3 separate regions of the Homo sapiens genome follow, and all the other regions are linked to region 1. Evidence: chromatin contacts called from ENCODE Hi-C or POLR2A ChIA-PET data. All regions are on one chromosome and are shown on one strand. Each heading gives the region's core, a stretch centred on a gene start or an enhancer-like site at or near the end of the contact. The rest is flanking DNA. Distances are from core to core; before and after follow the strand shown. Region 1 holds the start of CFAP126 (cilia and flagella associated protein 126). Region 2 holds the start of DEDD (death effector domain containing). Region 3 holds the start of B4GALT3 (beta-1,4-galactosyltransferase 3).

Evidence for each region. A loop is a pair of places that touch in the nucleus more often than their neighbours do. ChIA-PET counts read pairs that join two places held with the same protein, here RNA polymerase II (POLR2A). Pooled maps may share reads with other maps.
Region 2: a loop to region 1 is called in a pooled map, with 2.0 times the contacts of the local background. The contact joins the promoter of DEDD here to the promoter of CFAP126 in region 1. A Hi-C loop is called at or near these places in 1 of 50 pooled maps.
Region 3: a pooled map shows a loop between it and region 1 (2.1-fold over the local background). The contact joins the promoter of B4GALT3 here to the promoter of CFAP126 in region 1. A Hi-C loop is called at or near these places in 5 of 50 pooled maps. POLR2A ChIA-PET finds 5 or more read pairs at or near these places in 10 of 52 experiments (A673, AG04449, AG04450 and 7 more).

Annotation. Positions count from the first base shown.
Region 1 is chr1:161,365,975-161,370,111 of GRCh38, reverse strand. CFAP126 (cilia and flagella associated protein 126) reads left to right here and starts at 2,236. Exons shown (of 5, transcript NM_001013625.4): 1 at 2,236-2,270; 2 at 3,611-3,673; 3 at 3,834-3,914. The coding sequence starts at 2,244.
Region 2 is chr1:161,130,326-161,134,462 of GRCh38, reverse strand. DEDD (death effector domain containing) reads left to right here and starts at 1,796. Exons shown (of 6, transcript NM_032998.3): 1 at 1,796-1,912; 2 at 3,616-3,648. RefSeq lists enhancers at 1,332-1,641, 2,103-2,926 and silencers at 1,662-2,011, 2,062-2,281.
Region 3 is chr1:161,175,607-161,179,743 of GRCh38, reverse strand. It overlaps B4GALT3 (beta-1,4-galactosyltransferase 3), which reads left to right and starts at 2,237. Exons shown (of 8, transcript NM_003779.4): 1 at 2,237-2,321; 2 at 3,165-3,310; 3 at 3,670-3,936. The coding sequence starts at 3,684. It also overlaps a transcript of PPOX not described here. RefSeq lists enhancers at 410-911, 2,050-2,549 and silencers at 2,148-2,317, 2,528-2,577, 3,417-3,466.

The DNA of each region.
Region 1 (4,137 bases), core at 987-3,486:
ATCTACTTATTTTAAATGCACAAACCCTTTTGACTTTGCAATGTACTTTAAAACATTTATCCTACAGATCACATATGTACATAAAAATACATACATACATATTCATAAAGATACATAGGGATTTTTCATTACAGCAATGTCCTTATTAGCAAAAGACTATAAATAAACTAAATGGTCATCCATATGGGTCTGAACAAACTATGGTGCATCCCAAAATGGAATATTATGATAAAAACATAATCCCCAAGATAGTCAAAAAGCAAATCAAAAAGCAATGTGGACAGCTCTCTCATTAGTGTTTGTATGCAGAGAAGATTTCTGGAAGGAGACACAAGAAATGAGTAACAGCAGTTGCCCTGAGGAGCAAGACTGAGAGTTGAAATCAAATGGAGATTTGCTTTTCACTGAACATCCTGTAAACATGAAATTTTTTCCATGTACATTACTTTTTCAATTGAACAAAAACTGGTTAACTTTTAAAAATGAGTGCAGTCATCATTTATCATTACATTCCTATCAGAAAGGCAGAGGGAGGCATACCAACTGAAGACAAATTCTAAGAGAAATAATGCTAGCCTATCATTGCAGATTAAAGGGCCAAAATGGATATCCTAGAGCAAAGATAGTCCTTGGTCCTTAAAGAACTCTTCTCTAGAGAGTGATAAGAACCACAGGGACTAAGCTCATGAGTTATCTTTCCAGATCTCACATTATCCAGGTATTAACTCCAGAGCCTATAAAACAAGAGCTGTTCTTCCCTCCATCTGCAGAAGCATAGGAGTGCTCTTATACTTGGTGTGTTGGTTAAGATGAGGATTTTGGGGGAAGAAGGAAAAGAGAAGGGACTGATGGATATACTTTATTTATTTTTTATTTTTTGAGACGGAGTCTCACGCTGTCGCCCAGGCTGAAGTGCAGTAGTAGCATGATCTCTGCTCATTGCAACCTCCGCCTCCCGGGTTCAAGCAATTCTCCTGCCTCAGCCTCCCGAGTAGCTGGGATTAGAGGCATGCACCACCATGCCTGGCTAATTTTTTGTATTTTTAGTAGAGACAGGGTTTCTCCATGTTGGCCAGGCTGGTCTCGAACTCCTGACCTTGTGATCCGTCTGCTTCGGCCACCCAAAGTGCTGGGATTACAGGCATGAGCCACCGTGCCCGGCCTGGATATACTTTATAATGGTCTCCTGGTCCTAATGATATCTTTGGGCAACTTATTTCTTAGTTTTTCCCTTTCATCTTGACACCTTATATATAAATTCACTTTACAATTCACAAAGCACAGTTCTACTTACTTATTAATTCTCCTAACCACCTCATAGATGGGTATTACAATACCATTTTATGAGTTTCAGAGGGGTTTCCTTGTCCCACACATATTAGGCTTATGTCCTGGCAGCCCCCCATTGAACTCTCCAAACCTGATCCTTTCCACTCTGTGATTTTCTCTCTTCATCCCTGCTCAATCTCCCTGCACCAGCACCCGATTCCATTTTATTCCAGTCAACACTAAACGCCTGTGTTCTTAGGTGCTGATTCTAGACAGTGACAGAGGAAATTTTTTAAGGACCAAGGACAAGATATGTTTTTCCTTCTGGGGACAGATTTGAGCTAGTTGCTTTTTAAATATTGTTCCTTTGTTATTCTGCCTGATAAGACAAAGTAGTGGGCCTTATAAACAGGATCTCACCAGGATTGAATACCTACTATGCTATGATATTGTCTAGACACTTTATTCATTTTATCTCACTTACCCTGTAAAAGCAGGCTCTATTATCCCCACAATACAAATGAGTTGATAGAAATTTAGTGAAGACAAGACAGTTGTTTAATGTCATATAGCTCCTATGTTCCCATGTTGAATAAGGATTCAAACCCCAGTATCTGGCTCTACAGCCTGTGGTACATTACACCATGTTGTCCAACAAGCATAGCTCTCAGGGTTACATGGTTTGTTAAAGTGGTTAAAAACCCCAATCAAAGGCCCGTGGAAGTTCTTAAGCAGGGGTAGGTTATGCCAGAAAAAAAGTAGTGGCTATTCAGCTAATTTTCTCACATTTACTCAGTCTTTCCCGTCTGTAAAATAAAAATGAATCTAAGTTCCAGAGAAAACAAATGGGGGCAGTGTGAGCCAAGGAAGTGAATAATAATAAGCAGAAGAGAAAGGCAGCCTCTGCTCATTGGTAGTCCCAGGAGGTCGGCCTTCTGCAGTTGCCAAGCAACGAGTGTAAACAGCACAAGATCATGGCCACTAACTACAGTGCCAACCAGGTAAGTTCCCATTCTCCATTTCTTTAACGTTTACTTTTGTTTTTCAGATTCTATCTTTGGACTGTCCCCTCTCATAGGATTCTGATCTTTGAACAGATAGCTGAGAGTGGAGTGAGATAATATTTTACCTCCTCAGGGATAGAGAGAGCCCAGGGGCGATCCAAAGGTATCTCTTGGTTAAATTTGTAGGGTGTAAACCAGAAGTTGGCAATTTTTTTTCTGTAAAAGGGCGGAGTGTAAAAATTTTAGGCTTTGCAGGCCAAGTGGCAAAGTCAAAAATATTCTGTAGCTACTTGCATAATTAAAGAAAAACATTTTTCCATAACATTTTTGACAAATTCAAAATATAACTGAGTACAATTTTTTGTACTACTAATGAAAATAATGGAATTTTGGGGGTTGAGAAAACATTTCACTTAACTGGGATTCAAAGTTAGTGTTCCATTTGACTGAATCAATTGTAAATGTTCATCTATAAAAATCACCCTTACTCTCAGGCCATCCCCAAACAGGCAGCAATATGGATATGGCCCATAGGCCATAGTTTACCAACTCCTGATCTAGACCAGTGCTGCCCAACAAAAAGAGTGCGACCCACAAATGTAATTTTAAATTTTCTAGTAGCTACATGAAAAAATTAAAACATAAAATTTAAATATATTGAATTTAACCCAATAAATCCAAATATTATTTCAACATTTAATCAGTATTTAAAAAATTATAATCAGACATTTTACGTTCTTTTTTTGTACTAAATCTCCAAAACCTGCTGGGTGTTGTAGCTCACGTCTGTAATCCCAACACTTTGGGAGGCTGAGGCACAAGGATCGCTTGAGGCCAGGGGTTTGAGACCACCCTGGGCAATATGGTGAGACCTCGTCTCTACAAGTAAATTTAAAAATTAGCTGGACATGGTGGCATGCACCTGTAGTCCCAGCTACCTGTGAGTCTGAGGGAGGAGGATCGCTTGAACCCAGGTGTCCAAGGCTGCAGTGAGCTAGGATCATGCCACTGACTCCAACCCAGGTGGCAGACCAAGATCCTATCTCAAAAAAAAAAAGAAAAGAAAAAAACTTAAAAATTCAGCATATTTCATATTTACAAAGCACCTCAATTTGAACTAGTCATATTTCAGGTGCTCAACAGCTCCATGTGGCTCCCGGCTCCATGCTGGACAGCACACATCTAGACCAAACAAATTACACCCTTGTCATAGTGACTTAAAGCCTACATGGTTGGTCAGGCCTTTGGTCTTCAAATCTAAAGAATTGTGCCTAGTCTTCATTTCCTGGGTTTGGGGCCTTGAAGTCTCATAGGGCTACTTATCTTTCTCTCCACAGTATGAAAAGGCTTTCTCATCCAAGTATCTGCAGAACTGGTCTCCCACTAAGCCAACAAAAGAGGTATTCCATGTTCAGTGCACCTACAAGATAGCCTCATGCTCTCCCTGTCAATTAACTCCTTTTAGCATTCTCTAAACTCCCATATCCTTCTCTGACCAAGCTCCCCAAATACTTCCCTTTTTCCCCTCACAAACCTTTATCTCTCCCACTTGTACCCCAGAGCATCTCTTCTCATGAAGGCTACACTCAAATTATTGCCAACGATCGTGGTCATCTACTGCCTTCTGTGCCCCGTTCCAAGGTGAGATACTATCTTCACTCCTATCAAGAAAGTCAAATAATTAAGGCACAGAACTGGGAGATGTGCAGTCTCTCACAGCCATTATCGGGAAAATTAAAGTTTAATCTAATTCATGTTGTAATGTGAGAGCCCCTGAACTTCCGGCCAGCTTACCCAGCAGGATAGAGTTGTGTTTAGCACCCTTCAGAAGTTCTTAAATTGATCAATGATCTGTATAAATGAA
Region 2 (4,137 bases), core at 547-3,046, 240 kb after region 1:
AACCTCTGCCTCCTGGGTTCAAGCGATTCTTGTGCCTCAGCCTCCCCAGTAGCTGGGACTACAGGCGCGCACTGCCATGCCTGGCTGATTTTTGTATTTTTAGTAGAGACGGGGTTTCACCATGTTGACCAGGCTGGTCTCCAGCTCCTGACATCAGGTGATCTGCCCGCCATGGCCTCCCAAAGTGCTGGGATTACAGGAGTGAGCCACAGCACCCGGCCTATTTATTTCATTTTTTTTGAGACAGGGTCTTGCTCTGGTGCCCAGGCTGAAATGCAGTGGCGCGATCTCGGCTCACTGCAACCTCTGCCTCCTGGGTTCAAGCAATTCTCATGCTTCAGCCTCCCAAGTAGCTGGGATTACCGGCATGTGCAACCACACCCATCTAATTTTTTTTGTATTTTTAGAAGAGACAGGGTTTCACCATGTTGGTCAGGCTGGTCTCGAACTCCTGGCCTCAAGTGATCCACCCGCCTCGGCCTCCCAAAGCTAGGATTACAGGTGTGAGTCACCATGCCCGGCCCTGATGTATATATTTTAGTTAGCATTTTACTATATCTCTGTTACACTAAACGCTTTCACCAGTTTCCTTGATAGTTCTCTATGGTTTTCTTCTTTCCTTTCGGTTTGCCCCTTCTCAGTGTTCTTTTCGGCTTCCCTCATCCTATCCCGCAAATGCAGGTATCCTCTCCAGCCCACTTCATGGCTTCAACAGCTATCTATATGCACACGCACACACACCTCAAACCTTTCTTTTGAGTTCCCAACCCACATTAGCTAATATCCCAGGGGCACCTAAAACTCATTATCTCCCCCCTAAACGAGAAAGAAACTGGTATCATTATTCCCCAGTTGTCCAAGTCACAACATTCGTACCTCTTAAACCAATCTGTATCTCCCCATCCGCACTCTCCCTTCCACAGGCAGACCATCATCATCCTTGCCTGGAAAAGAGCCTCACAACTGCTCTCCTTGATTCTCCTCAATTCATTCATCCTTCACACTGCACGCAGCGATCTAAAATGCAAATGAAATTGTTCACACCTCTGCTGAGATTCTTCAAAGACTTTTCATTGCCTTAAGGATAAAAATCAATTAATTTACAAGGCTTCGCATAATCTGGTCTTCCCCTATCTATTACCACTTTCTTAAGCCACACCAGAACGTACCCGCACCATCCTCCCCACCCCCAATTCCCAACAGCCCTACACGGATCAGCTAGGCGACACTTCCTACAGGAAACCGGCGTTCAAAAGGTAAATGCTGAACAAATGAATTCCGAGACGGGATCTGGGCACCACTTTCGGCTCCGGATCCGGGTTTACGGAACGTCCGGGTTATCAGGAAGCTCAGAGGAAAGGTGAAATCCAGATCTTGACCCTTCACTCAAGTTCGCCAGACAAACCGATCCCCGTGGTATTCCGCCCTTATGAGTCATGGCTGCCAATCCCAGCCTTCCAGTGGGTCTTGAAGTCGCCACCAGCCAGCTGTGGCGCCACCAATGTTTCCCATTCAAGAATGCTATCCTCTTCGATCCCTTATTACCGCCCTAAGCAGCCGTCAAGACAAACCGGCGTTGCCAGCTTGCCCCAAAGCAAGATGGCTGCCAATCTCTATCTCTCCTCCCGAAGTGAAGCTATCCACTCCCCGATTAATGCCGCTGCCAGGCTGCCCTCACTTACTATGGCTACTCCGGCTCATGTCTCACTATGGCCTCGAAGCCGCCACTAACCGGCCGGGTTCCGGGAGGCGCCGTTCAGGATGCAGCCACCCCCGCCCGCCTGTCCCCTCCCCCACGGCCGCGGCGGCGGCGGCGGCGGCGGCTGCTGGAGCCCGGATGCGGCGCCGTGAGGCAGGCCCGGGAGAGCGGCGCGGATGGATCCAACATGGCGGCGCCGAGCCTGAGCCGAGAGTGAGGCGGAGGGGCGGCCGGAGTGGGGAGAGGGAGTCGAGCGGGACGGGGCGGGGCCGGGCGGGGCCGCAAAGGGCTTGGGGAAGGAAAGTGGAGGGGGAGGCGGTGGCGACGTCCAGCCTGAGAACCTCAAGAGAGGGAGGTGACGGGACGCTGAGAGGTGGGGGAGGGGAGCTGCCGAGGGGGGCGTGCAGGGGAGATGGCAACTGCGGGAGAGGGCAGGGGTCGAGACGGAGGAGTGAGGGCATGGGGAGGGGCGTAAACAAGGGCTGAGACTGGGCCCAGCCAGGGGTATTAGAGAGGCCGAGGTGGGGAGTGGGGCTGCGATCCGCTCGTATTGAAGGGGGTAGGAGCAGGAGGGAGAGGCTGAGGGTGTGAAGGGGAAGGGGGCTGTGGCATGTGGTTGGAGGGAGGACTGGACTCTGATGAGGGGTGTTGCGAGGAGGTGGGTAAAGGTCAGAATTGGAGTTAAGACGTTTCTGGGGGGCTTCGAAAGTGTTAAATTGGAGGTGGGAGGGGGAAGGGCCTAGGGGAGAATTTGGGTGGAAAAGGAGAGAACGGAGGCTTGGGGAATGGAGAGAGTGTCGGTGGGAGGAGGTAATGGAGAAAGTGAGAGACTGGGAGGAAGAAAGTTTGGGAGGAAGGGGAGTGGAATGGGAGATAGGACAGTGGAGCTGCACGGGTGATAGAGGTTCGGGGGTTTCCCTTTCCCCGGTGGAGAGGAGGAGAGAACAGAGTTAAGCAGCATCAGTTGCAGCCAATTCTAATTGCCAGGCCCTTAGCTTTTAAGAGGGTGGGAAGGGCAGAAGGGAATGGTCATGTGGGTTTGCAGAATTGGGGTTGGATGAGAATTCAACTGGGTTTGTTTTCCAAAAGACTCCCTAGCTTACTGTTCCCTTGTTTTTCCTGCTTGGGAAAATGGGGAAGCCGGTGTCGCCCAAGTGTGGAGGAGCAAAGGACTTTTCTAGTTTTTAGCATTAGCAATACAAGAGTGGGGGAGCAGACATGGCTATATTGGAACCCTATATGCTAAGGTGGAGGCTCTGGAAGTCTGAGGAGGGAAAGAGAAAAGATAGAGTGGCATCTAGACAGGTTAATTAAATGAGTGCTGTAGTTTCCAGACCCTTTTGCTGTTTTAAGTCTGGAAGGGAGGGGGTAACATGGATACTGTATGTAGAAAAACTTTTCCCTGGTGAAACATAGACGTATGAGTGGATGCTGCGCCATTAGATATTTTGTTCTCATTGTGTGCTAGTTAAGGGAAAGGGCCAAATGTAGAATTTGGAGGATAGTGCTGGTCTGCTGTAACCACTTTCCTCCCAGTTTTTTCTAAAGGTGAAAGTTAACGTTAATATTGTAACAAAATAGGAATAAGGAATTGTGGAGGAAGATGAGAAGCTGCCAGAGGGTAATTGGTTTTCCCAGAAGTTCTTAAATTTGGGAGCTGTCTTGCCGCAAGCCATTGAGACTGGAAATTCTTGGAGTTGGTATTGTTTTTGTAAATTGACTAATAGAGAGTTAGGGAAGCCTGGAGACTTGTTGGGGGTGAGTTCTCTAAATGGTTTTAGGCTTGTCTGTGTACTTTTGCAACGAGATTGTCTAATTCTATGGGCCTCTGAGGTTTCAAAGTAAAACTTGAAAATTAATTATTTTCCCCTCCTTATTTGTTTTTGTTTTGCTGCTGGCTGTGAAACTTGTGCTAGGAAGAGACCTGGGAAATTAAGTTTCTTGCGGAGGTAAGTCTGGAACTTTTTTATTGTTTTCAAACAATGGAAGGGAATGGAAATAGCATGGGAGTTATTTTGAGGTTGGGTCCATTAATGAGGAGGAGAATGCCAGGGAAAATGAGTTATCATTCATCCATCTGAGTGCATGAGATCTGTTGTAATCACTGTCTTTAGTTAATTGGAGATAGGAGGTGAAAGAGAAGGAGATTTAGATGTCTTGGGACAATCCCCCAGCTTTGGTTTGTTATTGTCTAGTCTTCTTGGTCAGCTCTGAAACATTTTTTTTTTTTAACATATGGAAGGCTGTATTCTAGTACATTGTCTACTAAATGTTGCCCTTGGAGGGTTGCTGGGACACCTTCCTTCCGTGGGAAACTTTTCCTCTAACTTTCTCTTTCAGCTGTTGGGGGGTTCCTGGCATCCTTCTTTTGAAAACATACTATGTAATTCTGACTTCCAGATATTTGATTACATTTCCTATCCCACCAGCAAGAATGT
Region 3 (4,137 bases), core at 988-3,487, 190 kb after region 1:
AATGAACACATAGGCCGGGTGCAGTGGCTCATGCCTATAATCCCAGCACTTTGGGAGGCTAAGGTAGGTGGATCATGAGGTCAGGAGTTCAAGACCAGCCTGGCCAAGATGGTGAAATCCCGTCTCCACTAAAATACAAAAATTAGCCGGGTTTGGTGGCGGGAGCCTGTAATCCCAACTACTCGGTAGGCTGAGGCAGGAGAATCGCTTGAATCCGGGAGGCGGAGGTTGCAGTGAGCTCAGATCGCACCACTGCACTCTAGCTTGGGTGACAAAGCAAGACTCCGACTCAAAAAAAAAAAAATTCTCCTTGAAGACTGGGTATTTGGGAAAAAAAAAAAGGAAAGGAAAGGAAAAAAAAGAAGGAAGGGAAGGGAAGGGACGAAGGGAGGGAGGGAGGAAGAAGGGAAGGAAGGAAGGAAGGAAGGAAGGAAGGAAGGAAGGAAGGAAGGAAGGAAGGAAAAAGAGAAATAAAATTAAGAGGCCTGATGCTGTGGCTGACGCCTGTAATCCCAGCGCTTTGGGAAGCCAAGGTGGGCAGATAGTTTGAGCCCAGGAGTTGGAGACCAACCTGGACAACATGGTAAAACTCTGTGTCTTCAAAAAATACAATTAGCTGGATGTGCTGTTGTCCCAGCTACTCAGCTACTCACGGGTCTGAGGTGGGAGGATCCCTTGAGCCTAGGAGGTTGAGGCTGCAGTGAGCTGTGATCTTGCCACTGCACTCCAGCCTGGGTGACAGAGTGAGACCCTGTCACAAATTTTTAAATTAAAAAAAAAAAAGTAAACAAAAAGGCCGGGCGTGGTGGCTCACACCTGTAATCCCAGCACTTTGGGAGGCCGAGGCGGGTGGATCACCTGAGGTCGGGAGTTCCAGACCAGCCTGACCAACACAGAGAAACCCTGTCTCTACTAAACATACAAAATTAGCCGGGTGTGGTGGCGCATGCCTGTAATCCCAGCTACTGAGGAAGGCTGAGGCAGAGGTCGCGGTGAGCCGAGATAGCGCCATTGCACTCCAGCCTGGGCAACAGGAGGGAGACTCCCTCTCAAAAAAAAAAAAAAAAAGTAAAGAAAAAAGAAATTAAGAAAAGAATGAACACGTGTTTATTTTACCTAACTCATGAAGAAACTAGCAGATGTTATAATTAATACAAGAGAAAATCTAGAGAACGGACATATTTATGGATCAGGAAAACAGAAATGAATATGAAAATGGACGCCAAAACTGCTTTTTTTCCCCACAGTGTGGGGAACAGCAGGTTAATTGAACCTCTACCAGACAGGATAGAATTTGCATACAGATCAGTTACCTACATGAATTGTAAAATAACTCCCATGAAAACAGAATCTTTAAAGCAGAAGGATATGCTATAGACAAGTCCTTCAGGTTTCCCATTAGCCATCACTTCTGGGAAGCCTTTCTAGAATCTCCACGTATGAATGAGTTGCCACTTCTAGGCCAGCATATTTATCACGTTATATTGTTTACATCCCTCCCTCCATACAAGATACACAAGACCATGGGCTTTTTGGGGCAGATTCTGTGAGTTATTCAAGTCTCTGATTGCTTCTTCAGCGTGAATATCTGCTTCTAAGGAACACAATATGCTAGGCGGTAGTGTTTGTCGTAAGGTAAACATATTGCATGTTAACGGAGCATCCATTTTACTCTAATATCTGGGGAAACATCATTTGACTTTAAAGAAGACGCTGTCTTTCCCTCCACCTTCAATGTTTCATTGTTTTATTAACTAATCGCTTTTTATTTCCAGGCCTGCGGGATACAACGGGAATACAAAAATGCGCTAGAGCGGTCCGCAACGCTGTAGCCTGCGTAAGGAACAATTGATACTAAGTGGCACTAGGCTGCAGGGGGTGCCACTGACACACTGGGAGAGGGCTCAGCCAACCACAAGGTGATAACGAGGTCAGCGGAGCACCAGAAACCGGCTCACTAGCCTCCTGATCAGTCTCGGCCCAGAGGAAAATGAAGGGCTTGAGCTTCTGCTTTTACAAATCTGAGGGGCAGGAAATGAAATCCCACTAGCAGTCTGCGTAGTGGAGTTGAACCCTAGCACCCGCTCCCCAGGGGGTCGCCTACAACGCGTTCCAGGTGGGCAGGCTCAGGCGCTGCTCCCTCACAAGCCCCCGGCCACGCGGTGTCTGGGACCGGGTGCCTAGTCAGCCCGGGTGGCTCCGCCCCGAGGCCCCGCCCCATGACGCGAGACCCCGCCCCCGCAGCGCCCGCTTCCAAGATGGCGGCAGCGATGCCTGCCCGGCTGTTGGGGTGGCGGTGACGACAGGCAGCAAAAGACCAGGTATGTGCGCTGGGAATGCGTCGACACGGAGGCCTGGGATAAAGGTTTGGGCATTCGAGAGAGTGAGAAGTTTTGGGTAACGCCTGGAGACGAGCCTGAGCAGGGACGGGGTCCTAGGTGGAAGTATGGACGGGGGCCGGGCGGGCTCACGTTGCTAGTAGGTAGGGCAAAAGCAAGAGACTGGGATAGGATGGGCGTGCTCCGAAAGAGCTGGGTTTTAACCCCCTCCACAGCGCGGACCACGCCCCTCTAGGTGAGCCCTTCCAGCCACCCCTGACTGTCTCTGCCCCTGCTCTCCCTCTCCCTTTCTCTTCAGCAGTAACCCTCCTCCCCACCCCCGCTAGAAGAGGGGAAAGGTAGAAAAGGTAGAGGACGCCACCCCCACCCTACTCTCCGCCGAGCTCCGGGGCTGTTCGCTTACAGCCCCCAGGTGGTCACGGTCCCTGCACCTGAGGAGTTGGCACCCAGGCACATGAAGAATAGAAGGAGCCTGTTTCCTACTTCGCCCTGGGTACTCCTTAGGCCACTCCACGGTCCTGTCATGACTCTGTCGCCACTTCAACTGGTTCTTGGTCTGGGGGAAAACAATGTTTCCATTAGCTGTCCTGTCCCCACTCCCCAATCTGTCCTGTTGGGGTGGGGGTACGGGGGTGGTTAAGTATGAACCTGACACTTATCATTCCAGGGTAGCACGGGAGATAGGCGAGGGACCTACCATCTCCTGCTCCTCCTCTTCCTTTCCAACCACTTTCCTTCACTTCGCCTGCTGGGAAACCAGCTTCACCCTGATCCTGATCTCTGGCGGTGCAGGTAGCTAGTTATCCTTTACCACTTCTGTTCCAGCTGGTCCCAGATTCGCTGCTGGAGTGCTGGATGGAGCCTTTCTCTGCCCTCTGTGACATTTCCAATTTTAGATAATGCCTCACATCTCTGTCCCCCCGGGACCCCCTGGAGCCCCCATGATCCCTAAGAAGACAGCTTGAACCTAGGTGAGTCTATCTCTTCCCTTCTAAAATTGGAAGAGGGGGTTCTCTAGAGACTTTCTGAAATGAACATGAGATTTGAATGATGTAAACATTTTTGGGGGTGAGGACTGACAGTAGATGGTGGGAGTGGTTTGGGGGGAGGTAGAGGAGAGCGAAACTTGGGCTGAAGTGACAGGTGGTAGGGTTACTGGTGGTTACATTCTGTTTCCTTGCGTGACTGTGCACCTGTGTGCTCCCTTCTGTGACTTTGTTTTCTGCTTTTTCCTCTTTACCCCTGGCATCACCTTCAACCCTACCTACTGACCTCTCTGCTGGCTTGCTCTCTTCCTGCCTACCCCCAGAATTCCCCTCTCCCTCCCTAGATCTCACCCCCAGGATGTTGCGGAGGCTGCTGGAGCGGCCTTGCACGCTGGCCCTGCTTGTGGGCTCCCAGCTGGCTGTCATGATGTACCTGTCACTGGGGGGCTTCCGAAGTCTCAGTGCCCTATTTGGCCGAGATCAGGGACCGACATTTGACTATTCTCACCCTCGTGATGTCTACAGTAACCTCAGTCACCTGCCTGGGGCCCCAGGGGGTCCTCCAGCTCCTCAAGGTCTGCCCTACTGTCCAGAACGATCTCCTCTCTTAGGTAAGTGCAGGAGGAAGGAGGTGGTGAAAGGAAGGACAAGGTGCGGAGACAGGGAGGCTTGGGGATAGGGAGGCATGGAGTGGCAGAAGTGGAACTTAGAAGAGGATAGGTAGGCTGAGGCTGCAGGTAGGCTGAGGTTGAGATAGAGGGCTGAGGTTGAGATAGAGTAGACTCTGAATTGGGAGTTTAGATTAGACTATT